Linked DNA regions of Homo sapiens: all the other regions are linked to region 1. The links are chromatin loops, found by intact Hi-C in ENCODE. Cell type or tissue: CD4-positive, alpha-beta T cell. All regions are shown on one strand.

Region 1 (8,000 bases):
TCACAATAGGGTTCGCACTCCTAAGAGCATCTAATGCCGCTGCTGATCTGACAGGAGGCGGAGCTTAGGCGGTAATATCCGCTCACCTGCCACTCACCTCCTGCTGTGTGACCCAGTTCCTAACAGGCCACAGCCAGTACTGGTCTGTGGCCTGGGTGTTGGGGACCCCTGGTGTATGGAATTGCTCCAAGACATATTGGCCTTATAAGACTTTTTAAGACAGCATGGATCTTGCACCTACCTGATCCGCATCTCATGTCCTTGAGCTTGGGGAGAGATCCCGCACAGATAGCCGTGTGGTTGGCTGCAAGGTTAAATTAGAAGAGAAAGGCCTGATGGTGTCAATGCTGACAGTTGTTGGTTTCTGCAAATGTAAAGGTAAGAAAGAGAAAGAAAAAGGCATGCAGATTAAAACAGAAGTTAAAGTAGCTTTATTCACATAAACATGATTCATAGAAAACGAAGAAGCTACCAGAAGTCAAAAGTGAATTTACCAAGGTCTCAGTATACAAGTCAATGTGTATTTTTAAAAATTTCTGTATACCATTGATGAATGATTGAAAACTAAAATTGGAATGATACCATTTACAGTAGTGTTTACAACTCACATAAAATACATAGGAATAAATTAGCAAAAGCTCTGCAAGTTAGACTCACAGAAAACTACAAAACAGTGGTTACAAATTTTCTCTTAAAAACCCAGATAGTAAATATGGCGTTATGGGTTGCTTATGGTCTTTTCCACTTAGTCTCGTTCTTATATTTTTAGACCCTTAATTTTTTCTTTTTCCTTGAGACAGAGTTTCGCTCTTGTTGCCCGGGCTGGAGTGCAGTGGCATGATCTCAGCTCACTATAACCTCTGCCTCCCAGTTCAAGCAATTCTCCTGCCTCAGCCTCTCGAGTAGCTGGAATTACAGGCGCCTGCCACCACACCCAGCTAATTTTTTGTATTTTTAGTAGAGATGGGCTTTCATCATGTTGGCCAGGCTGGTCTTGAACACCTGACCTCAGTTGATCCACCCTCCTCGGCCTCCCAAAGTGCTGGGATTACAGGCATGAGGCACTGCACCCGGCCAAAAATGTTAACACTGTACTTAGTCACTGGCCTTACAAAAATAGTTCAGGGGCCAATTAGCTTGTTGACCTTGCTACAAAATATTGTTGAGAGAAAATCTTAAATCTTAAAAGACCTAAATATATGGAGACATATATCATGCTCCTGTACTGGAAAAGTCAATATTGATAAATTGTCAATATTGACCAGGATCCTGAAAAGTCTTTCTAAAAAATGAGACAGGCCCAGGTGCAGTGGCTCACACCTGTAATCCCAGCATTTTGGGAGGCCGAGGTGGGTGGATCACCTGAGGTCAGGAGTTCAAGACCAGCCTGGACAACATGGTGAAACCCCGTCTCTACTAAAAATACAAAAATTAGCCGGGCGTGCTGGTGGGCGCCTGTAATCCCAGCTACTTGGGAGGCTGAGGCAGGACGATTGCTTGAACCCAGGAGGCAGAGGTTGCAATGATCGTACCACTGCACTCCAGCCTGTGCGACAGGGTAAGACTCCATCTCAAAAATAAAACAAAACAAACAAGACAGGGTCTCGCTCTGTTGTCCAGGCTGTAGTGCAGTTGTGTGATCATAGATCACTATAACCTCATACTCCTGGGCTCAAGTGATCCTCCCACCTCAGCCTCCTGAGTAGCTGGGACTATAGGCGTATGCCACCATGCCCAGCTAATTTTATTTTAAAATTTTTTTGTAGAGACAGGGTCTCACTGTGTTGCTCAGGCTGGTTGCATACTCCTGGTCTCCAGCATTTCTCCTGCTTCAGCCTCCCAGTGTTGAGATTATAGGCAGGAGCCACTGTGCCCTGCCATAAAGCTTTTAAATCAGCATGAATCCTGTGCCCACCTGATGTACCATCTCCCATCCTTGGCTTTGGGAGAAGATAGGCCACAGGGACCTTCATGGTTTGCTGCAAGCTCAATGAGAATAGAAATGCCCAATGGGGATTTGCTTGTGAACAGCAGTCCCAGGTCATCTTCAGAGGAGACCAAGGCCCCATTGTGGCCAATGGCCAAGATCTGAGTTTGAAGCAAAAAGGAAAGACTTCCTAGTGGGCCACGTAAGTGCTCATTATATGTGTGCCATGGACTAAGGACAATAAAAAATGGTAATACGTGATTTGTGCATAAATAGAGTCAGACAGCCTGGGTCAAATCCTGGCAGGGTCACTACCAGGGACTAGGACTGAAATGCTGTTTTACCAAATTTGTAAAAACAAGCGAAGAGAGCCTGCCTCCCAGGAAGAGATGAGGTTGGGTGCAGCATTCAGGCAGGTCAGGCCACAGGTTTCCCTTCTCAGAAAGCTTCACAGCCCAGCACGTCACGTCCCAGGCTCAAGTCTCTCCAGGGCGGCCACAGAGAAGGCTCCTGACACCGGGACTTGGAGAGGTGATCACAGAGGAGCATGAAGGAGGTGGTGGCCTGAGGAGGGGAGAGGGGAAACAGATGTCTTCAGCAGCAGCTGCCTAAAAGGATGAGGGTCCAGCCTTTTGTGCTCCATATTTGCACCCCATGATGGCGTCTCCTCCTCATCTTAGCACCTGCTGCAGCTACCTGGCCTCTTGGGTACATCATTCAGCTCGGGAACCAGCATAGCCCTCTTCCCTCCCCAGCTCCCTCTCCCACACCTGGCACTTCCAGTGAACCTGGTGCTGGGAAGACCTGGGCTGCTTCTGTACTCGCTCTGAGCAGGCTCTGCCCTCCAGTGACCCCAGGATACACCTGGACTGCTTGCAGAAGCTACGGTCCGGGCCAGGCTTCGCGGAGCCTGCAGACCTGGCTGCTGGTGCCCAACAGCTGCAGTCCTGAGCGGTGCTCATATCGCGCAGGGGCCGGTCTGGGTCTAAACAGCCGCTACCGGGTAGGCGGAATCCCGAAGCTCGAGAGTCCCCTGCTGGGGCTGGGCCGTTGGACCTCGCCCTTTGCCCTCTGCTGCGTTTCTTCGAGCCCTGGCCTCGCGCACCCTTTCTCTCCACGCGTTCCAACGGCGGCTCAATTGCGTAACAGGGTGTGCAGCGCACAGGCTGCTCTTCACCGGCAACCTCTTCTACAAGCTTCATACGCGCCCCTCGTCCCCCATCTGGTCTGGATCGCCTCGCGGTCCCGGCACAGAGCTCTCCTCGACCTTGCTCGCCCAGGTTTACTGCAGTCCCGCGCCTTTTCGGTTGGACATCACCGCTAGGAGGCGGTGTCTGATTCCGCAGGCTCTGGGCTCCTCTCTGGGGTTCTTACCTTGAATGTGTGCGGGACTCTGGTGTGGAGGTCTCAGGAGCCACTGCTGCCGGCTAGCACTACTAGGGTGTTCAGCTGAATATCTTGGAATGGTAGAGTCCTCCTCCAGGCTGCAAATGACTCCTTTCTGTTTGGGGTTTGAGCAGGTAGTGATCTCTACGAAGCTGGGCCACCCTGTCCTCCCCTCCATACTTGCCTCAGAAAGACTGAGTTGAAGTCCCCAGGAGAGTGCAGGAAAGGAAAAGCTAAGGCAGAGGGAAAAAGTAGCAAAAGAAGGATAATTAGAGAAGGGCTCCCCCCTCACCCTCATAACAGCGGGAGTGTCTGGAAGATCAACGGTGTCATCTTGTGGTCACTTCCTTCCAGTACAGTCCTGGACTCCTGAAAGGAAGCCTCTGTTCCAAACACCCAGAAGACACCTTGAGTAAGAAAGCATCTTCTCTGAGCCCATTTGCCAAAGTCAGTGACATCGCCAGCTTATACAGACCTCTTTGGAGGTCTGCCGTGGGTTCAGCAGGGCTGTCCCGTCCAGTCTTATCTGCACTCTGCTACTGGAGAGGTGGGCGAAGGAAGATGTTGATGGAGGCCATTCACCCAGATCTCCAGCCTCACTAAAGTCAGACAAGACACAGGGAGAAAAAGCTTCCAGACACTCTCAAGAAGGAACTTTCCAAACACATCTAACAGCTGTGAGCTCTGTAACTCCAAATTCCAGTACTCCTGCTGCTGCCACTGCCGCTATTGTTGGGTGGAGGAGAGCTACCTCTGCCCCCTAGGTTTCCTGTATAGTCACTGCTGAAGACCTAGGCTTGGAGAAGAGAGGTGAGCACCAGTGGAGCCCCAAGGCGTTGGAGGATAAAACTGAGGCCCCTTCAGACAGCAGGGCCACTCAGCCTGCCTGTTCTTTCTCCCTTTCTGCTGAGAAAATTTCAGACTTCCTGACTGTGGCCACTTTCATCATGTGGATCCTGGCTCCTGCCTCATTAGTAGACACTGATTCAGCTGACCTGTTTGCCAGACCCTCCAATCCTGACTGCCCCTGTACTTACCCCCCCCCATCAGATATTGATCATGAAACGAGAAGCCCTACTTATAATTCTCCTTTCACCATTCTTGCTGAATCTCCTTCTCCCTTTAGGATTAATAATAATTGTTAGTCCAAGCTGCACCATTTTGCAAGTCCCTGCCATTTCACAGACCCTGGTCAGAATGAAAGATTCCATGGGGCCCTGGGCTGTGAGAAACATCCTGCCCAGCCACCTGACTTCCTTATCACATCCTGCTGGGCAAAGGCCCAAGGAACATCTTTATCAACATCCTCCTGGGCAGCAAGCCATACGGGCCCAGACCCCTCCTGCCCAGACCTGTAATTACCCCAGCCTGTAAGCAGCAGTGAGCTCTGGCACCAAGCTGGTCCCCTCTCTGCAAGTTGTACTGGCAATAAACCTGTGTTGCTGTAGAGCCACCAACTCTCTCTCTCTCCCCTTCCCTTCAAAACCTAACAATAATAATGATAGAATAACAATAAGGCAAACCACCCAATTAAAAAAACTGGACAAAACATTTGAGCAATAATCCCTTTCCAAAAGTTGATTCAGAAATGTTCAACAGGCCCACCAAAAATGCTCAATATTATTAATCATCAGGGAAGTTTAAATGAAAACCACACTGAGATGCCATTGCACATCCACCAGAATGCCTGTAGGGATGTAAAGCGCTTGGAACACTTCTCACTTGCAGTAATAATATAAAATGGTACAATCACATTGAGAAAATGTCATAAAACTTATTATAAAAGTAAACATACACATTCTTACTCAGCACTTCCATTCTGAATTATTTCCTTGAGAGAAATGAAAACATGGAAGATTTCTCATTGCAATGATAATATGAAATGGTACAATCACATTGAAAGAATGTCATAAAACTTACTATAAAACTAAATATATACTTATTCTTACTCAGTGCTTCCATTCTGAATTATTTCCTTGAGAGAAATGAAAACATATGTACACAAAAAGGCTTGCATGACACAAAAAGCCTTGCATAGTAGGCAAAATTCATAAAAGCCTTATTCATAATAAGCATAATATGGAAATATCCCTGATACCAATCCACATGAGAATAGAAAAAGAAATTATGAAGTATTCATATTACTCAGCTATCAAAGAAAATAACCCCTGATGACAGACAACAAAAGTACAAAAGCACAGCATTCTGCTAAGTGAAAAGAATCCTTGCACAGGAATGCATACTGCATGTCCCTATTTATATGAAAAGCTAGGACAGCCAAAACTAACCTATCTTGGGACAATCCTTGAAGAATTGGAGAGGATTGACTGAACCTGGAGGTACAACTGGATCACAGCAGTGAGCAAATCAGGGCGTTGGGTCGAAATCAAAATACAGAGATAAATCTCTATAAATATAAACTGTTTTATTTGGGAAGTGAAAATTGCAATTCAGGGCACACAACTGGGCAGCCTTTTAGAAGAACAAATAGAAAGAGGTTTCGTTAAAAGAGCAAAGACAATTTATTTTGCAAAGACAACTCATTGGCACTAGTAAAGTTTTGGGGAGCTGGCAAGTTCTGATTGGTAAGTGATAGCAGTGGGTAAAAGTAATCATAGAGTCCGGCAGGTTGTTTCAGAAGCTACTACATAAAACCGTTTTTGGGTTACAGCAGGCAATTTCAGCAGCTAGGCTTGCAAAGAATTACATTCTTGGCGTGCCCTGAGTGTGTTTTCTCCTCCTGGCCTTCCAATTCTGTTTTAGTTGGGTATAACAAGAATGGCTCAATTTATATAATCAACTTTCACACTTGCCAGCCATAGGAAGCCAGGGCATCCTACCCATAAGTGACTCTCTCTCCAAGGGCTGAGCTGTTCTCTTCCTGTGCCGACAAACTGCTCCAGGGAGAGGGGATCTGGCTGATCCAACATGGGTCAAAGTCCCACAGTCCAGATATATGTGTCTCAGAAGGTGGGGGGTTCTCATGGTCCATGGACTTTCCTTCAGATAATGTTGGAATTGCTCCGAGAAGGGCTAGTGATTTTTACCCCTATGTTCACCATGCCTTTTCTGCACACAAGAGTGCTTGTGTCTTTGCTCTCTTCTTGCACTGCTCCTCCCGGCTGACCATCTTCCCATTCTCTGCCGTGCCCCTACCTTAACATTGTTTTCTAAATGAACCTTTTTCATGTTTAAAAACTGTTATAACAGTTAGAAAGAAAATCTGGCCTTCTCTGCCATTATTATGGCCAATTGCATCTACGTAGCAAAATCTGTTTATAAAACAATGATTTTAGAATGATATTCTTTCTACCTTTGCTTCGTTTTTTTCAAATCAAGTTTTGGAGGTAAAATTCAGCAATTTCAGCGGCTGCTGAGAAAAAAATTCAGAGTCAGGACCTGCCAATGAAGAGGGTCCCCAAAAAATACTCAGGTTTTCATGTAAAACGTCTGAAAGCCAGTATCCCAGAAATAAGGATAACAGGAGAGAGCCAGCCTTCAAAAAGAGTGAAGCATGGCTCTGACTTACATTAATCTCAGAATAAAGTGTGCTTTCCCATCCTAGCTGCCTTCTACATCCAAAGGTAAATCCCTTCAGAGGATTTATAGTAGCATCAATAAACATGAAATAAATCTACAAAAGACATGCAAATCGACAGGAGAATTCCAGAGCTAAATGTGAAAAGTTAAGCAATAAACCTCATAGTAGGCATCACTGAAAATTTCCATGATATTGGAAGTGATGCTGGGCAGGCAAGCCCAAATTGGGGCTTAGCTTGGGAGGGTTCTTTGCTTCACCCAGCAAAGGATTCAAGGGTGAGCTGGTGGTGGAAGAAGACAGCTCTATTGAAGAGGCAGTGTTACAGCTCTGTGACTGCTCCTGCAGAGCACGGTTACTCTATCGGCAGGGCGCAGAGAGCAGCAGCTCAGGGCAGTTCTGCAGTCATATTTACATCTACTTTTAATTGCATGCAGATTAAGGGGTGGTTTATGCTGAAATTTCTAGGAAAAGGGTAGTAACTTCTGGGTCATTGGGTCATTGCCATGGAAAGGAGCAGTAATTCCTGCATGTTGCCATGACAAATGTAAACTGACATAGCACACTGGTGGGTGTGTCTGATGGAAAGCTGCTTCCACCCTGACCCTGTTTTAGCTAGTCCTCAATTTGCTCCAGTGTCCAAGCCCCGGCTCTGGAGTCGAGTCCTGCGTCCTACCTCAGAAGTAGTCGAAAACATACACATGAATGTTCACAGCAGCATTATTTCTTTCTTTTTTTTTTTTAAAGAGAGATGGGGGTCTCACTATGTTGGCCAGGTTGGTCTTGAACTCTTGGTCTCAAGCAATCCTCCCTCCTCAGTCTCCCAAACTGCTAGGATTACAGGCATGAGCCACTACACCTAGCCACAGTAGCATTATTATTTCTAATAGCCAAACATCCATCAATAATAGAATGGGTAAATTATATTTGTTCAATGGAACATCACACAGCAATATAAAAGAATAAAGTGCTGCTAAAAGCAACAACATGGATGAATTTTATGAAGTGTTGAATGAAAAGACACAGCCACAAACAGGACACATGGTAGGGTTCCATTTATATAAAGTTTTTAAATAGGCAAAACTAATCTATAATGTTAAAAATTTGGGAGGGGCATAGTGACTAGGAATGAGCATGAGGTTGATTCTG
Region 2 (8,000 bases), 89 kb before region 1:
GGATCTGTATTAAAGGTTAGTAACTTTGCGAGGCTGAGGTGGGTGGATCACACGAGGTCAGGAGTTCGAGACCAGCCTGGCCTATGCGGTGAAACTCATCTCTACTAAAAATACAAAAATTAGCTGGGCGTTGTGGCATGTGCCTGTAATCCCAGCTACTTGGGAAGCTGAGGCAGCAGAATCACTTGAATCCAGGAGGTGGAGGTTGCAGTGAGTCAAAATTGTGCCACTGTACTCTAGCCTGGGTGACAGAGCGAGACTCAGTCTCAAAAAAAAAAAAAAAAGAAAAAAAGAAAAAAAAAAGTAATGATTTTATACTTATAAACGAAGACTGTAACAAATGCCTCAGTTTTCCCCAGTTCTGGTAATCTGTTCATCTACTACTGATAACAATATGCTGATAGTGTCATACAAGATCCTTCACTTAATACTTTGGCTGCTGTTTTTTTAAATTTTTTTTTGAGACACAGTCTCACTGTGTTGCCCAGTCTGTAGTGCAGTGCTATGACCATAGCTCACTGCAATCTTGAACTCCTGGGCTCCAAGTGTCCTTCTGTCTGAGGGTCCCAAGTAGTTAGGACTACAGGCATGTGCCCCCATGCCTGGCTAATTAAAAAAAATTTTTTTTGGTAGAGACAGGGTCTTGCCATGCTGCCCAGGCTGGTCTTGAACTCCTGGGCTCAAGTGATCCTCCCACCTGGGGCTCCCAAGGTCCTGGGTTTACAGGTGTGAGCCACTGCACCTGGCCATTTGGCTGTTCTTGAGTTAGTGGATTAGGGTGAAAATGACTCAGAACCAAATGCATGTTGTCCAAGTCTGGCAGGTCCCATTCCATAACAAAATTGACCTTAGTATCACTCTCAGGCATCCCAAGAAGAACCATGATATCAATGTTTCACATCATAATCACATCCCCACTCAATCTTAAAAGCCTCATAGAGCATGTTATCTCATCATATTGAGACCAATCAATACAAAATTCCATCTTATCAGCTCTGTGGAAAACTTCAAATCTTCTGATGTGTGGCCAGATGAAGCCAACAGATCAAACTCATCAAACCACAGATGGATGTAGGAAGCTCAAATACTTCTGCCACGGGACTTCAATCCTCCACTGCTCTATCACAGCCTTTCAGCTAAGACTTACTATTTACCTGCTTCGTAACTTGCTCAATGAATTCATGAACACCGATTAGAAATGAGGACCTCGTAAGGAGGAAACGATACTTTGACATCATTCCGCCAAACAGAAGGAATCAAGTAGGCAATTAGATGGTACATTCTGATGAAGAATGCTTCAGGTCAATTAAGGAAAATAGCCACGTAATATAAAAATCCCCATATTTCAAGAAGAAACACCAACTTACATGGGCCATGCTTTGAGAATTGTAAGAACTGATCAGTCTTCACTGGGGTTCCTCTATCTGAGAAGTTCAAAAGCTAGAAAATCCAGAGAGGAGAAAAGGAGGCTTTAGTGTTCTCAATGACATACATTAATAAACCTTCCTGTCCCTTCATTTCAGCTTCCAAACTGTGCTACAAACACCCTCAAACAAAATTTGGAGAACAGTGGAATTCAAGCCCCAGTTAACTAAGCTGTACAGAGTTGATCGCAGAGGTGTGGCACTTCTTAAGGAAGGCAGAATCAGACACAAGCTTTCCCACCAGGCCCCCATTTTGGGAATGTTGATCTAGGTCTCAAATTGGGTTGCACAGTCTTCTCTTGAACAGATTCTCCTCACTCCATTCCCACGTTCTAAGCCTAAGAAAGAGTCCATATCACCCAATCCAGAGCTTCTTTAATGGTGACAGTATAAATCTGAGGTTGGTCAAGACACGGGAGGTAGAGAACATAGGAGAAAATGATCAGGCAGTTACTAATATGGCTCAGTTTTCTCATCACTAAAATAGTAATAGGAGTATCAGCTCCAACATGTGGTTGTCCTGAAGAATAAGAAAACCCACCCCAAAAGTTAATAGAATACTTGCTTAACATGAGTTGGCTCTTTTGTTTTGTTTTGTTTTGTTTTATTTTTTGAGACGGAGTCTCGCCCTGTCACCCAGGCTGGAGTGAGTGCAGTGGCGCCATCTTGGCTCACGGCAACCTACGCCACCCAGATTCAAGTGATTCTCCTGCCTCTGCCTCCCTCCCGAGTAGCTAGGACTACAGGCGCATAGTCACGCCCAGCTAAGTTTTGTATTTTTAGTAGAGACGGAATTTCACCATGTTGGCCAGGATGGTCTCCATCTCCTGACTTCGTGATCCGCCCGCCTCAGCCTCCCAAAGTGCTGGGATTACAGGCGTGAGCCACCGCGCGCAGCCGAGTTAGCTCTTACTATGGTAGCTCCCTCTTATCCACAGGGGGGAGATACACTCTAAGATCCTCAGTAGATGTCTGACGGAACCCCATATATACTATGTTTTTTCTTATACATACACACCTATGATTAAGTTTAATTTATAAATTAGGCACCATAAGAGATTTTTATTTTTCTGTTTGTTTGTTTGTTTGAGACAGGGTCTCACTCTGTTGCCCAGGCTGGAGTGCAGTGGTGTGATCTTGGCTCACTGCAACCTCCACCTCCTGGGAGCCTCCCAAGTAGCTGGGATTACAGGTGCCCACCACCACGCCTGGCTAATTTTTGTATTTTTACTAGAGACAGGGTTTCACCATGTTGGCCAGGCTGGTCTCGAACTCCTGACCTCAATTGATCCACCCATCTCAGTATCCCAAAGTGCTGGGATTACAGGCGTGAGCCACCGCACCCGGCCACCATAATTGAGTAATAGCAATAACTAATAATAAAATAGAACAACTATAATAGCATACTGTAATAAAAGTTATGTGAACATGGCCCCTCTCTCTCAAAATATCTTATTGTACCAAAATCACCTATTTTCAGATCATGGTTGACTGAGGGTAACAAAGTGAAGAAAGTGAAACTGCCGATTAAGGGGGCACTACTGCATTGGAGTTATTACGTAAACATTATACATCCTTTATTTCATTTTAATTAAACACTTGTTTCCACTTAATTTAATTTATGTATCTATCTATCTATCTATCTATATATATATATATATATATATATATATATATATTTTTTTTTTTTTAGAGAAGGGATCTCGCTCTGTCGCCCAGGCTGGATTGCGGTGGTGCCATCTCCACTCACTGCAACCTCCGCCGCCTCCCAGCTTCAAGCACTTCTCCCACCTCCGCCTCTCAAGTAGCTGTGACTACAAGCGCACGCCACCATGCCTGGCTAATTTTTATATTTTTAGTAGAGACGGGGTTTCACCATGTTGCCATGTTGGTGGTCTCGAACTCCTGAGCTCAGGCAATCCACCCGCCTCAGCTTCCCAAAGTGCTGGGATTACAGGCATGAGCCATGGCACCCGACCTGTTTCCACTTTTTACTTAAAACGTAAGTTTCTCTGGCATGCTTTCTTTTAATTCTAACTAAAAAATTAAGAGCAACTCTTCTTTAAAAACAAACAAATAAAAAACCAACAGAAAAGATTCTCTGACATTTCAATTTCCTCTGTCCCCTAGCAGCTAGAGAGAGAGAGCTACTGCTGTGGGATAATGCAAAATTGAAGAACCTTAAGAAAAAGCTGGGTCCTATTTCTGTGCAATATGGAGATTGATGGAAATGTTTACAGCTGTCATCTTGCTCTCCTTTCTTACATAATTTTGTCATTAGTTAAGTAATCTGCACAACAGATCCTTTGAAGTCCTTTTCCCTGCACTGATAATTTTCAGATGACATTGCTCTCATCTTTAAAAGGTGTAAATACTTTATACAGTTTTTTCCAAACAAGAAGAGGCTTCCTGGCAATCCCATTTCTTCCCGCTGCATGCAAAAGGTATCATAACTATCGTTTCCTTTTTAAACTGAGAGTTGAAGAGTCTTTTGCTCCTTTACATAAATCAATTACAGTGATTTTATCCAAAATAGTAACAAATATTAATAGCTCAGGTTCGCATGGAGGCCATGCACCCAGTCTTCGCGGATGCACACCGGCCCCGGCCGACGCACCCTCCCTGCCCTGCCGCTCCCGCACTCGCCGGCCCGGGATCCTCGCCCGGTCCACCCAACGCTCACGCATGTCTCAGTCCGGGTTCCGCGCCGACACAGGTCTGCAGAGCTCCCGGTGCTGTGTTCGTTTGCAGAAATTCAAGTTGCCCGGCGGGGCTGCTCCAACCTCGGAGCTGGGCGCTGACTTCTCCCTCGATGAACTCCAAAGCTCGCTGCCGGGTCAACGACCACAATGAACTGGCGAGGAGGCAGAGATTGAGGTCGTTCCAGTGGCCGCTGAGAAATGTAGTTTCAGGCTACATTGGCCGGATAGCTGCAGCCTCTGGGAAATGCAGTCCTGAGCCGTCACACCGCCGAGCATGCCCGGCGCAGTCCACAAGGCCGCCCACCGGCGCCCGGAGACTTCTGGGCGCTCCCGTCCGGCTGAGAATGCGCAGGCGCAGGCGCTCGAGTTGCTGGGAGCCATAGACCTCGAAGCTGGGGCGTCTGACACCTGAGGCCCGAAGTAGGTGGCCAGCTTCTTAGAGGGCCAACCCAGGGCATTAACACACCAGGTCAGAAAAAGCAAAAACAAAAACAAACAAAAAATGATAATCTATACCAAAATATGTTATTACTTTAACACAAAAATATGAAAACTAGGTGTTTGAAATTATCTTTCCGTACTGTTTGCTTTTCGCTACAGAAATGCTATTATTTAACAGAATATTAATAGGATTAATAGTGGCAATTAGACTAATCACGTGTGAGAAAAATATATTTCTGTCCTCTGATACAGGAATTTTAAGTTTCTATTAAATATTTAAATTTTGTGGGTTCTATCTAAGATGCTAAATGTAAGACCTTTTAAAAGGAGAATGTAAATAAGGCTAATCAAACAGATATTAACTATATGTAATAGGCATTTATCTTTCTGTCCCATCATACGTTTAGGAGATATTTACTCTTTCTGGTTCCTTTTCCAGTAACACCTCTCTGTATTAGCTGCCTGTAGCCTTTATGGCATTCTTCTTTTGGTTTATGTAATGCTAAAACTGAATACAGGCAAACGTGAAATTCACCTTGACTGTCAGCTCCGCTTTTTGTTTGTTTTGTTTTTGTTTTGTTTTGAGACAGGGTCTCCCTCTGTCGCTCAGACTGGAATGCAGTGGCGCTATCTCGGCTTACTGTAACCTCTGCCTCCCAGGTTCAAGTGATTCTCCCACCTCGGCCTCCAGAGTAGCTGAGACTACAGGGGCGCGCCACTACACCTGGCTAATTTTTGTATATTTTTTGTAGAAATGGGGTTTTGCCATCTTGCCCAGGCTAGTCTCGAACTCCTGGGCTCAAGCGATCCACCCGCCTCAGCCTCCCAAAGTGCTGGGATGACAGGGTGAGCCACCGCGGCCAGCCGAGCTCTGTTCTTATTAAGCCCACATTACAGTGATTCCTGGAGTCAGTCCAGGGTGATGACATTGATAAGGAGGTGGGGAAGGGGAGTGCTGGGGAGGGAAGGGCGGGGTCCCTTTAAATGATATGGAAGGGGGAAAGGGAGGTGCTGGGTACAGGAGGGTGTGGTCCCTGGCTAGGGCTCCACCCCTGGCCCTGTGCCAACTGACCTAGGTGAGGGCAGGCATTTTTGTTTTCCTGCCCAAATGTTGCGTTTCCCAAGACCACCCTGGCCTGCCACGCCCCCATCCTGTTCCCGCCCCCATCCTGTCCCTATAAATACTCTGAGACCCTAGCAAGCAGACACACAAGCCGCTGGACATCCAGAGGAACATGTTGGCGGAAGAAGACATGACAGACGCTGGCACGCGGGCAGGCCACCCACCAGAAGGACGCGGAGTTTGGCTGGGGCAGTCCAAGGAGAGCCGGTGCTGCGGAGCAGCCCGATTCCAGGGGAAAACCATTTCCCTTCTGGCTCCCCCAACTGTTGAGAGCTACTTCCACTCAAAACCCTGCAGTCATCCTCCAAGCCCATGTGTGATCTGATTCTTCTGGTACACCAAGACAGGAACCCCGGGATATGAAAGCCCTCTGTCCTTGCGATAACGCAGGGATCTAATTGAATTGACTAACATAAGCCGCCTGCGGACAGCTAAAGAGCATCCTGTAACACGCCCACTGGGGCTTCAGCTATAAACATTCACCCCTAGACACTGCCATGGGGTCAGAGCCCCACAGCCCGCCCGTCTGTATACTCCCCTGGAGGTTTGAGCAGCGGGACACTGAAGAAGCGAGCCACACCCCCATCGCACGCCCTGCCAGGGGGACAAGGGAACTTTTCTCTTATCAACATCAACCTAAGTAGCCTCGCATCAAAAGCATTTGACTGTCAATAGTTAGGATTTTCCCTACCAGCAGTAGCAAGTTTTTAGCCTTATTGGAATTAGTTTCCAGCTCTGCAAAAATGTTCATCTGCTTTGTAACTCCAGGCTTTTTTGGTAGAGCAGCTGTTTGTTGACCAGTCGCTTTGCCTCTGTAAGTTCACCATATAGGCTATTCATGTCTAAAGTGTTCATTTTCAAACCCTCTGAAACTCATTGGGTATCTATTACAATGTCTGAAGACAAATATTTCATTAACAAATAAGAAGGTGATAGACCTGGAGTGAGAATCCACCCAATTCATGTCAATCGGAGACAAATTTGCAATATCCTGTGATTCCTGAACTGGCTGTGGTCACTGATCACTTCTGTCCTGGAGGAACTAGAGACATTCAAGACAAATAAGGACTCATCTAGTCCCCTGATTAAAGGACTTTTCATAGAGGCTGCATTAAGGGCCAAATTATGTACAATGTGCTCTCTGAGATGGGGATGTGTAAATAGCCGTCAAAATGTCATCTGGGCAGAAATTTGTTTGGGAGGATAAATTTATGTTCAGGGGTGAGGGGTGAATACAATAGAAATTTGTATTTTGCAGAGGGAAATGTGGGTTCCATGGTGGGTAGAAATAAAATAGATTAGTAGAATACTTAGAATGTCAAAGAAATTTTTAAATCATAGGGTTTTTTTTTTGAGAAAATTTTTGAAATGATTTTGAAATGATTTATTCAAAAAGTGCCCCTCAAAAGTGATCACTCCATAGATGACAGCTAAGGATCGCAATCTTACTGCTATGCCCTTGTGTTTTGAGTGAAGACTTGTGTGACTATAGTGAGGGTCTAGGTGTTTAATCGTCAGAGGTAAATTGGAGATTTCAGATGAGGCTGTCTCATGGAAGAGGGAGGAAGGATACTCACAAACCCTACAGCTGGAATCTGAGCATCCAGTGGAAAATGACAGTCCCTGATCCCTCAGGAAACTTTCTCTGGCCACTGTCAGTGATGTTCTAATCTAGGAGAGCAGAACTTTCCCCCTTATAATGTTTCTCACTGCATTTCCTGAAATATATTTCGTCTAAGTTCCATACGTTTATCTGAAAAGAATAACCACTTACCAAATTGTGTTTCCAACTAGGATAGTGGCCGCAGTTGTATTATCTTGTGCATTTGTCAAGAGAGGTCATCCGAACGCTGAGATAAAGGCTTGGGATTCCATTGTCTCATCTCTTTCTGGGAGTGATTTTCCTCTCATCTGGAAGTGCAGAGACAGAGTCTTCATAGGGAACTGAGATTACCTCCAAAAAACATTTGTGAAGTGAGCAATTCCTAGAAGGCTGTTAATGTTGATTAATGAAATTATACAAAAAGAATCATAAGATAGCTGGAGAAGAAAATTATCTGTGATGCCTGGAAAAGATACGTCCCAGTGGGAGGTAAGTACAGAATCCTGAGTTCTGAGATGTGAGGAATTCAGTTGAGGTAATGGTTCTACTATAATTGTGGCTACCATTAAATTTTTGTTTCTTCAAATTATGATTTATTTCTCTTCCTGATAACATTGAACAATCATAAATGTGGAGGGAAAGGAATCATTGAGGGTTGATTTAGAGAGAGTAAACAGGTGTAAAGCCATGGTTCCTGTGTGTTTTAA
Region 3 (8,000 bases), 180 kb before region 1:
AGCTGGGCGTGACGGTGGGCGCCTATAATCCCGGCTACTCAGGAGGCTGAGGCAGGAGAATGGCTTAAACCCAGAAGGCAGAGGCTACAGTGACTCAAGACTGTGCCACTGCATTCCAGCTGGGGCGACAGCAAGAACCTGACTCAAAAATAAATAAATAAATAAATAAATATGTGTTAATGATCACAAATTTAATGTCCACTCTGTCAGGCCTATGCAGGGCTTGGAGGCCAGTGGGAGACCAGGATAGATGAACTCCTGTCCTTAGCACCCAGAATCTCTTGAGAACAACAGGAAATATCTATAAATAAAAACCACACACTACTGGCATGGTGTGAGTTAAGGGCAGAAGCTGTGAGTATCTGGGGGTATCTGGGATCTGAGGAAGGTAAGGGAAGGCTGCCAGGAGGATGTGAAATCAAAACCAAGGCCTGAAGGAGGAACTGAGGAAGGAAGGGGTCGGGGCAGAGGAGCCCAGGAGGCCGCGTGATACCAGTAAAGGCCCTGAGGCTGGAGGCCAATATTGAGAGAAGTCCCCTGAGGCTGGGATGGGGCAGCCAGGTATGGAGAGGGGCAGCCACAGCTCTGGGTGAGGCTGAAGGGTTGACATGGGACCAGCCAAGGAACTTGGGAGGCTACAAAAGAGATTCAAGCAGGGGAGGAGCGTGTCAGATGGGAGTTTCTCTTTGTTTCTTTTTCTGTATTGATGAGACATGCAGTATCCCCTGCAGTCAGGAAGATGGTGCCTTGTGTTGGGGGGCTACAAGGCCCCCAAAACTATGCTTATGTCCTAAAAGGGCTGGCGTGTCAGGCTGAGGAGCTCTGTATTAGGCCATTCTTACATTACTATAAATACCTGAGGCTCAGTAACTTATAAAGAAAAGAGGTTTAATGGGTTCACAGTTCCACAGGCTGTATAGGAAGCATGATGCCGACATCTGCTCGGCTTCTGGGGAGGCCTCAGGAGCATTTTTTTTTTTAATGGAGTCTCTCTCTGTCACCCAGGCTGAGGTGCAGTGGCATGATCTTGGCTCACTGCAACCTCCACCTCCTGGGTTCAAGCAATTCTCTCACCTGAGCCTCCAGAGTAGCTGGGATTACGGGTGGGCAGCATCATGCTCAGCTAATTTTTTTTTTTATTTTTGTAAAGACTGAGTCTCATTATGTTGCCCAGGCTGGTCTCCAACTTCTGGGCTGACATGAACTTCCCACCTTGGCCCTCCTCCCACCTTTTTTTTTTTTTTTTTTGAGACAGAGTCTCGCTCTGTCGCCCAGGCTGGAGCGCAACGGCACGATCTTGGCTCACTGCAACCTCTGCTTCCCGAGTTCAAGTGATTCTCCTGCCTTAGCCTCCTGAGTAGCTGGGATTACAGGTGCTCGCCACCATGCCTGGCTAAAATATTTTTGTATTTTTAGTGGAGATGGGGTTTCACCATGTTGGCCAGGCTGGTCTCAAACTCCTGACCTCAGGTGATCCACCTGCCTCGGCCTCCCAAAGCGCTGGGATTATAAGCGTGAGCCACTGTGCCCAGCACCCCACCCCCCGCCCCTGTTTTTTTGAGACAGAGTTTGGCTGTGTCACCCAGGCTGGAGTGCAGTGTGATCTCAGCTCACTGCAACCTCCGCCTCCGAGGTTCAAGCAATTCTCCCACTTCAGCCTCCCAAGTAGCTGGGACTATAGGTGTGTGCCACCACACCTAGCTGATTTTTGTATTTTTAGTAGAGATGAGGTTTCACCATGTTGCCCTGGCTGGTCTCACACTCCTGACCTCTAGTGATCTGCCCACCTCGGCCTCCCAAAGTGCTGGGATTACAGGTGTGAACCACCGCACCAGCCCCGCCTCAGCCTCTTAACTTGTATTTATTAAACGCTTACTATATGGTATTGCTCTAGGAACTTTTCTAGTATGAACTCACTTAGTTCTCATGATAACCAATAAGCCAGGTACTATTATCATACCCCCATTATACAGAAGGAGAAACTGAGGCACAGAGCATCTCAGAACTCTGCCCAAGCCTACCCAGCTAGTAAGTGGCAGAGCTGCTTCTGGTCTGACAGACATTGCTTTTCACCACCTCGCCTTGCCCCACTGGCTAGCAGTGCCTTCCCCTGTCCTGGGCTACCCTTCCTCACCCCTCCCCTGCACCTGGGTAACCTCAGCCTCTCCTTCATGCGCCCGCTGACCTGTGAACTTGCACTGCTGTAGGAAGCCCTGGAGGAAGGGCGAGTCCGAGAAGAGCATCTGCTGGAGCCGCTCAGCGCCCACATGGAAGACAGAGTTGATGAGGAGGCGGCCGGAGAGGTCGGGAAGCAGGGCAGCCAAGTCCGCTGGAGACAGAGGAGAGCCGAGGATGATGACTGCCTCCACTCCTCCCTCCCTCTGCGGGCCACGCCTCCCCACTCCCAGGCCTTGTAGTGTGCATGGGCGGACCCCACCTCCTGGAGCACAGCTGGACACTGACACAGAGCCCTCCTGTGACTCAGGGATGGGTTGAGGGTGGGCACGTGCTCCAGGCCCAGACAGACAGCCACTGTGCTTGGTTCTGGGTGGAGAACACACCTAGGCCCTGAGATTTAAATCACAGGGATTCATTACCAGATAGCACGCCTCCTGGGAGCATCAACCTAGGGGCACAGCAATTGGTTCAGGGGTGAGTGGGTGGCCCAGGTCTATCCGATCAACCACAGTGATTGGTTCAGGGGCAGGCACACTCTCAAGTTGGCCCAATCAGAGCCAACCCTAGGGTGTCCGCTGTAGACACTAGGAAAAATAGGCTGCTCTCTCTCATTGGGCTGGTCTGGGGCAGGGCTGAGGCCATCTCTGCCCCATAAGAGACAAGAATAGAGGCTAGCTGAAAATTAGTGGAGAGAGAAAATGAATACAATAATGATAATAGAAATACTAATAGTCAATGCTTACTAACTGGCCCAAGTGCTTTAAATGTATGAAATCACTTAATTCTCTCCCTTTGTTCGTTTTAGAGACAGGGTCTCGCTCTGTTGCTCAGGCCGAAGTGCAGTGGTGCAATCATAGCTCACTGCAGCCTCCAACTCCTGGGCTCAAGCGATCCTCCTGCCTCAGCCTCCCCAGTAGCTGAGACTACATAGGGTGCATGACCCCATGCCTGGCTAATTTTTAAATTTTTTGTAAAGACAGGGGTCTCACTATGTTGCCCAGGCTTGTCTCAAACTCTTGGCCTCATGTGATCCTCTTGCCTTGGTCTGCCAAGTAGCTGGTACTATAGGTGTGCACCACCACACCTAGTTTTTTCTTTTTTTTCTTTTTTGTACAAAACGGGGTCTTGCTTTGCTGCCCAGGCTGTTCTCCAACTCTTGGCCTCTAGCAATCCTTCCTACCTTGGCCTCCCAAAGTGCTGGGATTACAGGTGTGAGCCATCACACCCAGCCTCATTTATAGTCTCTTAACAACAATCCTATGAAGTGGGTATTATCATTGTTAACCCCATTTTCAGAGGAGGAAAGCAAGCTCAGAGAAGTTACATAATTTGCCCACGTGACATGGTCAGGAAGTGGTGTGACCAGGATGTGAACCGCGGCAAGCTGCCTTCAGTCTGTGCTTGTGTTCACCCTGCCATGCTGCCTTCAAAACAGAGTAAAGACAGAGATTTCTAGCAACAGCGCCTGAACGCCATCCCGCCTGCCCCTGGATTCTCAGTGCTGCGGGCGAATCCATCCCCTCTTGCTTAAGACTGAGCGAGGCTTGCAAGTACCGGAGGCGAATGAATTGGGCCCGCCTGCCTCACCTTCCTCCCCAGTGGATGAAGAGGAGTTACTTGTGTCTGTCAATAGCTCCTCACTGGGCAGCAGATCCAAGGGGCCCAGGGTGGTGGGCCCGTCAGGCTGGGTGGGCTCTGTGCTCGGGGGTTCAGCCACCGGGGTCACTGTCTGGCTGGAGGAGGCGTCTGGCTGGCTGTCTACCTGCTCCTCCTTGTCCTCCTCTGCCTGTGGAGAAAGGCCCGATGCAGCCTTGGCCACCTCCATCCCAGCCCCAGGGCTCCCAAGTCCACACTGGCCACAAGGATTCCAGAGCCTGTGCAGACCCGGGGTGGTGTGTGCACCGAGGGCTCACGGCTGAGCTGCGAGCAGCCTGGGGCCACCCAGATGAGGGCCCCTCTCAGCCCCTGCCAGGCTTGTCTCAGATGCCTGAGCCATAAGCTTTCTTACCTGTCCTGTCCGTCTGTCTGTCTGCTGCTTCATCTATCCACCCATCTCCCATCCCTTCTGTCTCTCATCCTTTCTGTCTGTCCCCTCTCTTCCCTGTCTCTCTTTCCCTGTCACATGTCCGTCTTCCCCTCCCTGTCCTGTTCCTCCATCCAGGCCTCCCCTGTCCCCCTATCCATTCCCCTCCAAATCTGTCAGGCTGTTCTTCTCCCACTGCACCCCCAGCCCTCCTCTCTCTTCCTATCAGTATCCCACCCCTCTTCCAACCCACCGCTCACCCCATGGTCTGCGTCGCTGCTGGCTCGGGAAAGGTTGGGCGTGACATGGCCACGGCGCGAACCCACTGGGCTTGGCTCCTGGCTGCGGTCAGCTGCCCCCGAGGAGGTGATGTCGCTCAGGGCGATCACATCTCCCACTTCCTTGGGGGTCCTGTGGGAAAGGGGAGGAAGCGGGACTGCTGTGTCCTTGAGACCCCATACACCCTCCTGAATCCTCCAGACGTCATACAACCATCTCAGGCCCCCCAGCACTCCAGGAACTCTGCACGCCGACCGTCCTGTTCTCCCCCGAACCCTTCAACCTCCTTTGACCTCCAACTCACCCCAGACCGTTCAGCTGCAAGGGGGAGACATAGTCCTCATCCTCACTGGTGAGGCCCAGCTCTGAGCCGTAGCACTGATGCACCAGGTGCCAGAGCTCGCGGGGACTCAGCGTCTGGGGAGGCGGGACCTGGGGTTGGCCTCCATCTCACCCCAGCCAGAGCCCGGCCCGCCAGATTCCCCACCAGCCCTCGGCCTCCGCAGTTCCCCTGGCTTCCACAAGGAGGCAGCCACGATCTCCCGCACCAGACCTGGCCTCAGCAAGCGGGGAATCCCCTGCTACAGCCCCTCCAGGGCCTGCGCCCAGGACTCAAACTTCCTGCTTCCCAAGTCCCCACAATACTCTGGCCAGAGAATGTTCCCATTTTTTTTATATCTTTTTTTGTTTGTTTTTTGGAGATGGAGTCTGGCTCTGTCGCTCAGGCTGGAGTGCAGTGGTGTGATCTCAGCTCACTGCAACCTCTCCCTCCTGGGTTCAAGCGATTCTCCTACCTCAGCTTCCCAAGGAGCTGGGATTACAGGTGCGTGCTACCACGCCCAGCTAATTTTTGCAATTTTAGTAGAGACGGGGTTTCACCATGTTGGCCAGGCTGGTCTCGAACTCCTGACCTCGTGGGCACCACGATCCGCCCGTCTTCGTCTACCAAAGTGCTGGGATTACAGGCATGAGCCACCGTGCCCAGCCATGAATGTTCCCATCTTTACAGAGCATACGGAGTCCCAGGAAGGGGAAGTCATGTAGGGAAAGTCATGTGTTCAAGGTCACCAAGTGACTTGGTCAAGCCCTGCCAGACTCCAGGGCTGAGTCTCCCATGCCTATGCCATCGTGGCCCCCCGAATCTTTTCCCAGGTGTCCTCGGGAGCCTTGAGCTTTCAGCCACCCATGGCCAGAGTGGCTGAATGACAGTGATGACAGTTAACAGTAAGTGATGATAGCAGCAGACATTTGCCACCTGGTCAACTAGGTGCATTCTTCTAACCACTTTACAGATGTACTAACTCACTGTATCTTCAAAACCATCTGGAAAGTAGGTGCTAACCTCATCATCCTTTTAAGACAATGGTGCTGAGAAGTGCAAGGTGACATGCTGGGGTCCAGCCAGGAAGTAGCAGTGCTGAGATGTGACCCCAGGGGAGCTGGTCTACAGCCGGGGGGCAGAGGGGGTGGCGAGGGAGCTAACCGCTGGGCTACTCTGCTCATAAGAGCTGACATGACTGAGTACTTATTCTGGGCAAAATTCTGGGTGCTGTGAAGTGGGGATGGCCCCCATTTGACAGATGGGGTTCAATCACTTGCCCCAGGGGATGGGGCTGGAATCCCGGGGCTCTGCCCTGTCCTCCTTAGGGCCTGACTGTGCGCTGTCCCTCTCTCAGGATGCTGAATGGGACCCTCAGCACTCCTGCCTGCTCCAGGGACATCGGAGCCTCTGAGAAGGCAGCGCGTGAGTGCCGCTCAGCCGGAGGATGGGGCTGGGGCTCTCTGAGGTGCTGTGGACCAGCCATAGCCGGCATCCTGTGATGACCTCCCAGCCTCTATCCACACTCCCCCGCTGCCAGTGGAACCTGGATGTCCTTCAGGGTGAAAATCATTCCCAGCCCCAGGGAAGAATTACGACGGTTTACACCAATTCATGTCCCTTTGCCAGAGACTCAGCTTCGGGGTCAGGTGGGGCCCAGGGAGGAGCTGCAGGGGCACTGGGCCTGGTGCCCATGGAGAAGAGCCAGGGCTGCCTCCAGCTCCGCAAGTTCTGGGGTCCCTGGCTCCATGGTCCCCCTGGAAACCCCCCATCCCCACCCGGGCCTCACCCAGGCCCACCTTTTCAAGCAGTGCATTCTGCCAGAGGCGGAAGATGAGGAGGAAGCAGCGGTCACGGGCCCCAAAGGAAGTGAAGAAATGCTGTCAGGGAGAGAGAGAGAGAGAGGTGTGAGCAGGTTGGGGAGCGACCAGGACAGAGGTGGGGAAGCGCCACCCTCATCTGCGCTGACGCCACATCTTTGGCCCCATGAATCCACTAATTCACCCCTGCATTAGTTCCACAAAACGTCTGTCCTGCGCCCGGCCCTGCCCTGGACAATTCCAGAATCACTGGGATGGGGAGACGACCCCTGGCCCTGTCCTTGGAGCTCCCAGTCCAAGGAGGGGACAGATGCATCTCTAGACAGGGTCAGCCCAGAGGGGCTGGGATGTGATGGGGGGAGCCCAGGGAACTTGCCCAGCCTCCTTTGCCACTAAGAATGGTCAGTTGATCCTTTTTTTTTTTTTTTTTTTGAGACAGGGTCTGGCTTTGTCACCCAGGCTGGAGTGCAGTGGCATGATCACGGCTCACTGCAGCCTCAACCTCCTGGGCTCAAGCCATCCTCCTGTCTCAGCCTCCTGAGTGAGTAGCTGGGACTACAGGTGCGTGCCACCACACCTGGTTAATTTTTTGCTTTTTAAGAGACAGGGTCTCACTATGTTGCCCAGGCTAGCCTCAACCTCCTGGGCTCAAGCAATCTTCCTGCCTCAGCCTCCCCAAAATGCTAGGGTTACAGGCATGAGCCACTACACCTGGCCAGATCCACTTTTAACCAACAAAACACAAAGAGAAGTCTGCTGGGAAGTGTCCCCCACACCTGTCCCCCTTCTTGTTGGACCGCTGGTGAGAAAGCCATCTTGCAACCAACGGACATGAGGCCACAATGACAGGGACAGGACACAACATCGGGGAGACTTACGAAGGGAGGGGCGGCTGAGGTGCCACATACATGGAAGAGTTTTACTATTTCTGCTGTTCCTGAGCAGCTGTGTGAGGTAACAGGTTGCAGGGAAAGAGAGGAGAGGCTGGTGCGGGGATCAGGTCAGGGGTGATGGGCGCCTGGGCCGGGAGAACAGAGAGAAGGGGACAGCTCGGAGAGAACTCAGGGTGCAGAACAAATGGGGCTTTGCATGTTTGGGGGAGGCGGCCTGCTGAGCGGGGGACCGCGTGGTCCCGTCACCGGGTCCTCCGTCACCTTCTCGCTCTCCGTGCAGATCTGGATGGCGTTGGGGATCAGCTTGGCCGTCTTTTCCTTCTTCAGACATGTCACTTCCTTCAGCTGGATGGAGATCTGAGGACAGCAGGAGGGTCAATAGGAGCGGGGTGGGGCCTGGCCATGGGGGCCCCCGCCCCTGTACCCTGCCCCGCTGCGGGCTCACCGTGGTCTCCCAGCGGAAGATGTTGCTGTAGAAGCAGATCCAG
Region 4 (8,000 bases), 250 kb before region 1:
TACAGGCACGTGCCACCATGCCCGGCTAATTTTTTAATTTTTAATTTTTAGTAGCGATGGGGGTCTCACCTATGTTGCCCAGGCTGGCCTTGAACTTCCTCAAGTGATCCACTTTGGCCTCCTAAACTGCTGGAATTACCCTGTTCTTTCTTAATAAGGCTAAGGGCATTTCTGCGTCTGGACTTTGCACCTAAGGTTCCCTGTGCCTGGAGGGCTCTTCCCTCATTGCTCATAAGGCTTCTCCTTCCCTCCAGCAAGTCTCTGCTCCAAAGTCACCTCCTCAATGAGGCTTTTCCTGCTCACCCTGTTTAAAAATTATAACTCCCACCCCATACTCACAAGCACTCCTGATTCTCCTTTCTAGTTTTATTTTTCTAGGACTTATCACCATCTGAAATATTATGTATTTATTTTTTACTGTTTGTCTCTCACTATTATAATGTGCACTCTAGGAGAGAAGAGACCTGTCTCTTTTGTTCTTTGCTGTGTCTCCAGAGCCTACAGCAGGGCCTGCTACAAAGTAGATACTCAGAAAAATTTTGTGAGTGGATGGATGGAAGGATGGATGAGTGGATAGATGGATGGATGGATGGATGGATGGATGGATGGATGGATGGATGAATGGATGAATGGATGGAAGGATGGATGAGTGGATGGATGATAGATGGATGAATGGATGGATGGCATAGGCCAGGTGGTAGGTGCAGGTGCCCTGGAAGTGGGCTATGGCCCCATCGAAGGTGAAGTAATGAGGATCTCCAGTGGCCATGCAGGTGCCCAGGGGGCTCTGGCAGCCCAGCTGGCCACCCTGCAGACCACAGATCTTCCCAGTGGGGCAGCACGCCGGGCTGCAGCGGAAATGCCCCGTTCTGTCACAGCTGCAGCGGCGGGTGCATCGGTTCAGCCAGACCAGGTCGGAGGCCAGATCAGCATGCCCTGCCCAGCCCAGCCCAGGTGGACCCAAACAGGGCCTGGTGGAGGCCCGAGGCTGGCCTGGCAGCTGACCCAGAAGAGCAGAGGCTCAGGGGCCGGCTCAGCATGGGATGGGCAGGAATGCCATGCCCAGATTCAACAGCTGGGGGTCTGACCATCATGACAGGCTACTGCCTTACCCAGAGGGCAGCAAACTTGTGACACCTGCTTTCTCTCAGTGGAAAGCACAGCCTAGTGATTAGCAGCACAATTTTGGGGTCAGAGAGACCTGGAGTCCAGACCTAGCTCTGTCCCTTGAGATCTCTGTGCATCCTGTAGCCTCAGTTTCCCCCTCTGCACATTGGAGGCAATCAAAGGGCTGTTTGAAGGTCAGTGCGGTCATACGCATGAGGCTCTCACCACCCAGCTGGCCTACAGTAACCAAGTTCTTGACATATATCTGATACCATTATTAATAACATGCTGGCCCAGTGCTCAAGGCATAATAAGCACTCAGAAAATATTACCTTTTATCCCGATGACAGGATTACACACGCAGCAAATGACCAAAATATGTTCACGATGGTTATCATTATATATCATTAACTGGTTAGCACAGCAATACAGCAGATGCCTGGTACATACCAGCCATTATTATTGTTAATATCACCATTATTTTAATATGCTTACACAAGGCACATTGTAAATGCCCAAACTCTTAATATATTAGCCATTATTATTATTATTACTATTCATAAAATGCTTAGCCCAGGCATGAACACAAAGTAAATACCCAATATATTTTAGCTTATTCATTTAATTATTTTTTTGAGATGGAGTCTTGCTCTGTCACCCAGGCTGGAGTGCAGTGGTGTTATCTCAGCTCACTGCAACCTCTGCCTCCTGGGTTCAAGCAATTCTTGTGCCTCAGCCTCCCAAGTAGCTGGGACTACAGGCATGTGCCACCATGCCCGGCTTATTTTTGTATTTTTCAGTAGAGACAGGGTTTTGACATGTTGGCTAGGCTAGTCTCCAACTCCTGACCTCAAGTGATCCGCCCACCTTGGCCTCCCACAGTGTTGGGATTACAGGTGTGAGCCACTGTGCCCAGCCCCCAATACATTTAAAATTTTTTTTTTTGAGACGAAGTCTCACTCTTGTCCCCCAGGCTGGAGTGCGATGGTACAATCTCGGCTCACTGCAACCTCTGCCTCCCGGGTTCAGGTGATTATCCTGTCTCAGCCCCCGAGTAGCTGGGATTATAGGTGCCTGCCACTAAGGGAGGAGACCACCCCTCATATTGTCTTATGCCCAATTTCTGCCTCCAAAGAAAGAAGTAAAAGCCAAAAGACAGAAATGAAATCCACAGGCAGACAGCCCGGCGCCACACCCTGGGCCTGGTAGTTAAAGATCCACCCCTGACCAAACCAGTTATGTTATCTATAGATTACAGACATTGTATAGAAAAGCACTGTGAAAATCCCTGTCCTGTTCTGTTCTGTTCTTACTGGTGCATGCAGCCCCCAGTCACATACCCCCTGCTTGTTCAATAGATCACGACCCTCTCACGTGGACCCTCTTAGAGTTGCGAGCCCTTAAAAGGGACAGGAATTGCTCACTCGGGGAGCTCGGTTTTTTGAGACGTGAGTCTTGCCGATGCTCCTGGCCAAATAAAGCCCTTCCTTCCTTAACTCAGTGTCTGAGGGGTTTTGTCTGCAGCTCGTCCTGCTACACCACCACGCCCAGCTAATTTTTGTATTTTTAGTAGAGACTGGGTTTTACCATGTTGGCTAGGCTGGTCTAGAACTCCTGACCTCAGGTGATCCACTCGCCTCAGCCTCCCAAAGTTCTGGGATTATAGGCATGAGCCGCCGCGCCTGGCCACATTTTAATTATTATTATTAGCAGTATGGGACCTGATGTGTGATCACTACTCAAATGTTGGCCATCAAAATAATACAAATGGTTTGGGTGTGGTGGCTGATGCCTGTAATCCTAGTACTTTGCGAGGCTGAGGCAGAAGGATCCCTTGAGTCCAGGAGTTTGAGACCAGCCTGGGCGATACGGTCAGACCTCATCTCTACAAAAAATTTAAAAATTAGCCAGACATGGTGGCACGCAACTGAAGTCCCAGCTACTCAGGTGACTGAGGGGGAGTATCATTTGAGCCAGGGAATTTGAAGCTGCAGTGAGCTAAGATGGCGCCCGTGCACTCTAGCCCCAGCAACAGAGCAAGACCCTGTGTCAAAAAAATAAATAAATAAATAAAATAAAAATAAAAAAATAAAAATAAACAAAAAATAGCACTGACCACAATGCTAAAACATTTAGGACAGAGTCTTGTACCTATTAATGATAAATAAAATGAGCTGTTTTGATTATTGTTATTATTACTACTATTACATTGCCAAAGTGTGTAGTGGGGGCTATGCACTCAATAAGTGATGGCTAATATTTTAAAAAGTCAATAGTGCTGACAGTAATAATAATAATACATATATTTTTTGAGACAGAGTCTCGCTCTGTTGCCCAGGCTGGAGTACAGTGGCGCCTTCTCGGCTCACTGCAGCTTCCTCCTTCCGGGCTCAAGCGATTCTCCTGCCTCAACCTCCCAAGTAGCTGAGATTATAGGCGTGGACCACAACATCCAGCTAATTTTTGTGTTTTTAGTAGAATGGGGTTTCGCCGTGTTGGCCAGGCTGGTCTCACACTCCTGACCTCAGGTGATCCGCCGGCCTCGGCCTCCCAAAGCGCTCAGATTACAGGCGTGAGCCACCGCACCCAGCCAATAATAATATTATTAAGCACTTAGCACACAGGGAATGACCTTAGTAACTAGTAGCAGTATTGGAATCATCAATAATAAAGCAGGTCAACACATTGTGAACCCACAATGTGCCATCCGCACAATTGAATATAGGTGTCCCGGATTGGGCGCCCATCCCTGGCATGTTTTGGGGGCTCCCTGACCCCCATGATGGGCCGACCCCCTCACAACAGCAAGACCCTGCCCCCAGCTCACCTGGTAGGAGGGGCCGCCGTGCGCCGAGCCGCACTCCTTCGGGTGCCGGCACCTGGCCCCTGCCCACAGGTGCGCGTTATCGTTGGCGCAGCCCTCGGAGCAGGCAGGGCGGCCGCGGGGACGCAGAGCTGCACCCGGCGCGGGTCCAAGCGTTGCTGGTAGCTGCTGTGCTTAGGACACGTGGCGGCTATGCAGGGAGGAGAAAAAGCGCGGGTAAGGAAACATGATCTGCAGGCCACATTTGCCCAACTCCCTGACCGAGTGCTTAAAATCTCGGCTCTGTCGTGGTGCTTAACCTCTCCAGGACTCCGTACCCATCTCTCCGAAAAGAGTACTGACCTCAAACTGACTTTGAGGGTTAAGCAAGTTAAAATAAATTAAGTGGTTGGGACAGCGCCTGGCACCCTGGGAACCTTGGATAAATGCGACCTATTGTTATTCCAGAAATAGCCCCTAGGTGGCCCACCTTTCTCACTCCATGAACACTGTCTTACCTCCCCCCCACTCCACCCCGCTCCCCGCCTTCCCTATTCCAAACCCTTTGAGGGTTCCCTACGGCCCAGGTGTCAGAGATTCACATTTGGATCTAACATAGGTGGGTTAGAACCTGGTTTTAGGGGTGTCTTGATCCCCAGGATGGTATCGGACAGGCTTTTGTTGCCTGTTGGTTGAGCAAGAAAGCGGCACCTTCCACCCCCACCCCGTAGAACATGACCTGCCCCGATTGCGCCCCTAATGTTGGAACCAGCTAGGAACCCTTAATGGGCAAGCATTAGGGGCCAGCAAAGCTTTGGTGCAAGGGAGGAAAGCCGGATGTTTTAGGAACGATCAGAAAAATCTGAACATGGACTAGGCTTTTCATGATATCTGGGAATTACTGCTTATTTTGTTAGGTGTGAGCAAATCACAGCAGGTTTTTTTGTTTGTTTGTTTTGTCTTTGTTTTTTGAGACGGAGTTTCGCTCTTGTTGCCCAGGCTGGAGTGCAATGGCGCAATCTTAGCTCACCGCAACTTCCGCCTCCCAGGTTCAAGTGATCCTCCTGCCTCAGCCTCCCGAGTAGCTGGGATTACAGGCATGCAGCACCACGCCGGCTAATTTTGTATTTTTAGTAGAGACGGGGTTTCTCCATGTTGGTCAGGCTGGTCTCAAACTCCCTACCTCAGGTGATCCGCCTGCCTCGACCTCCCAAAGTGCTGGGATTACAGGTGTGAGCGTGAGCCACGCGCCCGGCCACAGCAGGTTTTTTTCTTTTTAAAAGTCCTTATCTATTAAAAAAAATAATGCTGGAGTATTTACAGGTTTACACGTTGTCTGGGATTTGCTTTACACAAAATAAATCAATAAGGGAGGGGTGGAGGTGGACACAGGTCGGCCACAACTTGGCTGTTGTTGAGGCTGCCTTCTGGGTACAGGGGCATTCAATAGGCTATTCTCTCTACTTTTATGTTCAAATTTTCCATAATAGTTAAATAAGAAAGAAAGAATTAGATGATATGGCTAGTAATAAAACTTCTTTTGTCTCTGGAGAAAGAAAGTCTTAGTTCAAGTCTCAACTCTGTCTGTTGTGATTAGCAGTAGACAAATGGCTTTACCTCTGTGAGCCTCTGTTTTCCCAAATGTAAAGTGGGAATAATAACAGTCATTGCCTCTCACTTGCAGGGTGTTTCTGAGACAGTGGCGGCAAGAGGTACACAGAGCCTTCGGCCCCATGCCTGGGACATTGTAGATGTTCAATAAGTATTAGCAGTTGTTGGGATTATTATTGTGGCATCTCAGGTCAGGCATTCTGAGGGTGGAAAAGGACATCCCCTTGACAGGGGGCCAGGGATCCAGTCAACCCAGGGTGGTATTCAAAATACATAGCGGGCTGGGTGCCATGGCTCATACCTGTAATCCCAGCACTTTGGGAGGCCGAGGTGGGCGGATCACCTGAGGTCAGGAGTTCGAGACCAGCCTGGCCAACATGGTGAAACCCCATCTCTACTAAAAATACAAAAAATCATCTGGGCGTGATGGCGGGCACCTGTAATCCCAGCTACTTGGGAGGCTGAGGCAGAAGAATAGTTTGAACCCGAGAGGAGGAGGTTGCAGTGAGCTAAGAACAAGTCACTGCACTCCAGCGTGGGTGACAGAGTGAGACTCTGTCTCAAAAAAAACAAAAAACAAAAAAAAACATAACAGTCGGTAGCATACAGGCCCCCTACCAATCCACATGCGTCCAGCTGGAGCCTAGGAGGAGAACCTGGAAGGCCTTCCTGTGCTGGAATTGGGAATATGGGAAGTGGTTGGGGCACTCAGGCAGCCCAGGAGTACAGAAGGATGTCAGTCTGTGTGTGGCCATACAGAGCATGCAGATGAATTCCTGCCCTGCTCAACCATGACTCACCACAGAAGGAAGAATTCCTCTAGTGCCTGATGGTGATGTTGGCGCCCTGGCAGATGGCGGCATATGTCTGCAGGGCCAGGCAGAGGATGTGGTCATCATCCCCAGCAAGACACAAATCATCGACACAGCTGGAAACATATGGGTCTGGGTTGATCTCCCAGTGGCAGTGGCTGAAGGGTCCTGGGGGTCCTGCAGGAGCCAGCACTGCCTCCTGGCTGACACAATCTGCCCCTGGTCATTGCAGACTGAGACTGGACAGGCAGCCCCACAGCTGTCCCTACAAGCCTTGCTCTGCTTCTCCAAGGTAATGTCAGCCTTAGCGTCCTCACTGGGGTTGCAGTTGAAGTTGCCTCAGAGCCCACAGGTGTGACCCTTGTAGAGGTGGGGCAGGGTGAGGGTAAGGCTGTAGGTGAGATCTGTGCTGAGCCAGAGGCCAAAGTCTGACTGCAGCAGGGAGAAGAGGCCATTCCAGTGGACGGCAAGGCTGCCCCCATTCAGGCTTACGGGGAGGGCTGTTGTCTCACCATTCACCTAAGGAGCAGGCAGAATCAAAGGAAGGCTCGGGAGCATAGGACCACAGTTGGGTCAGTGTTGCTTGGCACATAGTAGGTGTTCAAATACGTGAAAAATGTTGATTTTTTTTGATATAGGGTCTCACTCTGACCCTCAGGCTGGATGCAGTGGCACAATCATGGCACACTGCAGCCATGAACTCCTGTGTTCATGCGATCTTCCCACCTCAGCCTCTTAAGTAGCTGGGACTATAAGCTGGGACTATAAGCGTGCGCCAACACACCCACCTAATTCTTTTTTAGATACGGGGTCTCGCTATATTGCCTGCTTGAGACAGGCTGGTCTTGAACTCCTGGGCTCAAGGGATCCACCTGCCTTGGCCTCCCAAAGTGTTAGGATTACAGATGTAAGCCACCGTACCAATACATGTAAAACATTTTTAGATGAAGGAACAAGGACATAACTATAATAGTGACCATCTCTTGTTTTATCCTGTTCTGCATTCATTTCTCCTTTCTCTGGATTTCCCTGAGAACTCACCCCTCCAAAATCAATCCATGTGGTTCACAGAAAGTCAATCCTATCCTAACTTCCAGCACATGACCCAGGCCCAGCCAATCAGCTAGTCCATCAGGGATTCAGGGGTGGTCACATGACTCAAGCTGGGCCAGTGAGGGACACTTTTCCTCCAGTGACATTTGCTAACCTGGCAGCTGTCCTTGTCCCTACAAGGTGGGATGGGATGGTGCCTGTCTGAAAATGAAGGAAAGGAGAGCCCAGAAATTGAGACAGATTTGAGACATATTGTTCAAGCACCTGGGTCCAGCTATGCCTGAATCCATACACCTGTAGATTTTTTTTTTCAATTGTGTAAATCAGTAATTCTTTTTTTTCTTAAGCTGGTCTGAGAGTGTTTCTGTTATATTAGCTGAATGCATCTGATGGATATAGTCAAAAATGGGCATATAATCAGAAAATAGAGGTAAAATGTAGAAATAATGGAGACAGAATAAGTTTTTCCCTTGGGCCTATGGGTTTGGGTGAAGGGTTGGGGTTCCTAGAAACGACACGTCCCAAAGCTGGTGCTTATCTGAGCCATGCCTGGGCTGTCCCTCCGCAGGTGGACCTGGGTCCCATTAACCTGGACAGACACCTCCAAGATGAGC

The links. Hi-C counts contacts between places; a loop is a spot of excess contacts. Peaks named below come from ENCODE experiments on the same cell type or tissue, not always from the same donor. Only the 100,000 strongest peaks of a DNase experiment are listed, where the experiment ranks them.
Region 2: a loop joins it to region 1, with 2.0 times the contacts of the local background. A loop is called at or near these places in 3 of 110 quality-filtered maps.
Region 3: a loop joins it to region 1, with 3 times the contacts of the local background. A loop is called at or near these places in 12 of 110 quality-filtered maps.
Region 4: a loop joins it to region 1, with 4 times the contacts of the local background. A loop is called at or near these places in 3 of 110 quality-filtered maps.

What each region holds. Positions count from the first base shown.
Region 1 is chr19:34,834,090-34,842,089 of GRCh38, reverse strand. It overlaps LINC02965 (long intergenic non-protein coding RNA 2965), which reads right to left and starts at 3,379. Exons shown (of 5, transcript NR_186333.1): 1 at 3,302-3,379; 2 at 2,272-2,491; 3 at 242-364. In CD4-positive, alpha-beta T cell, a CTCF peak has its summit at 3,283 (motif pointing right); DNase peaks (open chromatin) are centred at 3,239 and 3,639.
Region 2 is chr19:34,923,324-34,931,323 of GRCh38, reverse strand. ZNF30 (zinc finger protein 30) reads right to left here and starts at 4,421. Exons shown (of 5, transcript NM_194325.3): 1 at 4,108-4,421; 2 at 1,368-1,440. The coding sequence starts at 1,376. ZNF30-AS1 (ZNF30 antisense RNA 1) reads left to right here and starts at 4,498. Exons shown (of 3, transcript NR_110749.1): 1 at 4,498-4,595; 2 at 7,490-7,782. In CD4-positive, alpha-beta T cell, no CTCF peak of the experiment used is centred here; a DNase peak (open chromatin) is centred at 4,463; H3K4me3 peaks cover 1,228 bases.
Region 3 is chr19:35,010,153-35,018,152 of GRCh38, reverse strand. GRAMD1A (GRAM domain containing 1A) reads right to left here. Exons shown (of 20, transcript NM_020895.5): 5 at 7,958-8,000; 6 at 7,774-7,869; 7 at 6,599-6,679; 8 at 4,785-4,897; 9 at 4,462-4,612; 10 at 3,766-3,964; 11 at 2,186-2,329. Among named protein-coding and RNA genes, the nearest start is that of GRAMD1A, 14 kb to the right of the region's middle. RefSeq lists an enhancer at 5,198-5,277. In CD4-positive, alpha-beta T cell, CTCF peaks have their summits at 4,799 and 4,999 (motif pointing right); DNase peaks (open chromatin) are centred at 3,532, 4,982 and 6,692; H3K4me3 peaks cover 1,529 bases; H3K27ac peaks cover 5,607 bases.
Region 4 is chr19:35,087,055-35,095,054 of GRCh38, reverse strand. LOC124904701 (hepatitis A virus cellular receptor 1-like) reads right to left here and starts at 4,107. Exons shown (of 3, transcript XR_007067238.1): 1 at 3,935-4,107. It overlaps HPN-AS1 (HPN antisense RNA 1), which reads left to right. Exons shown (of 4, transcript NR_024562.1): 3 at 7,955-8,000. It also overlaps the pseudogene LOC100420797. RefSeq lists an enhancer at 3,996-4,533. In CD4-positive, alpha-beta T cell, CTCF peaks have their summits at 4,147 and 4,352; a DNase peak (open chromatin) is centred at 4,394; H3K27me3 peaks cover 1,020 bases.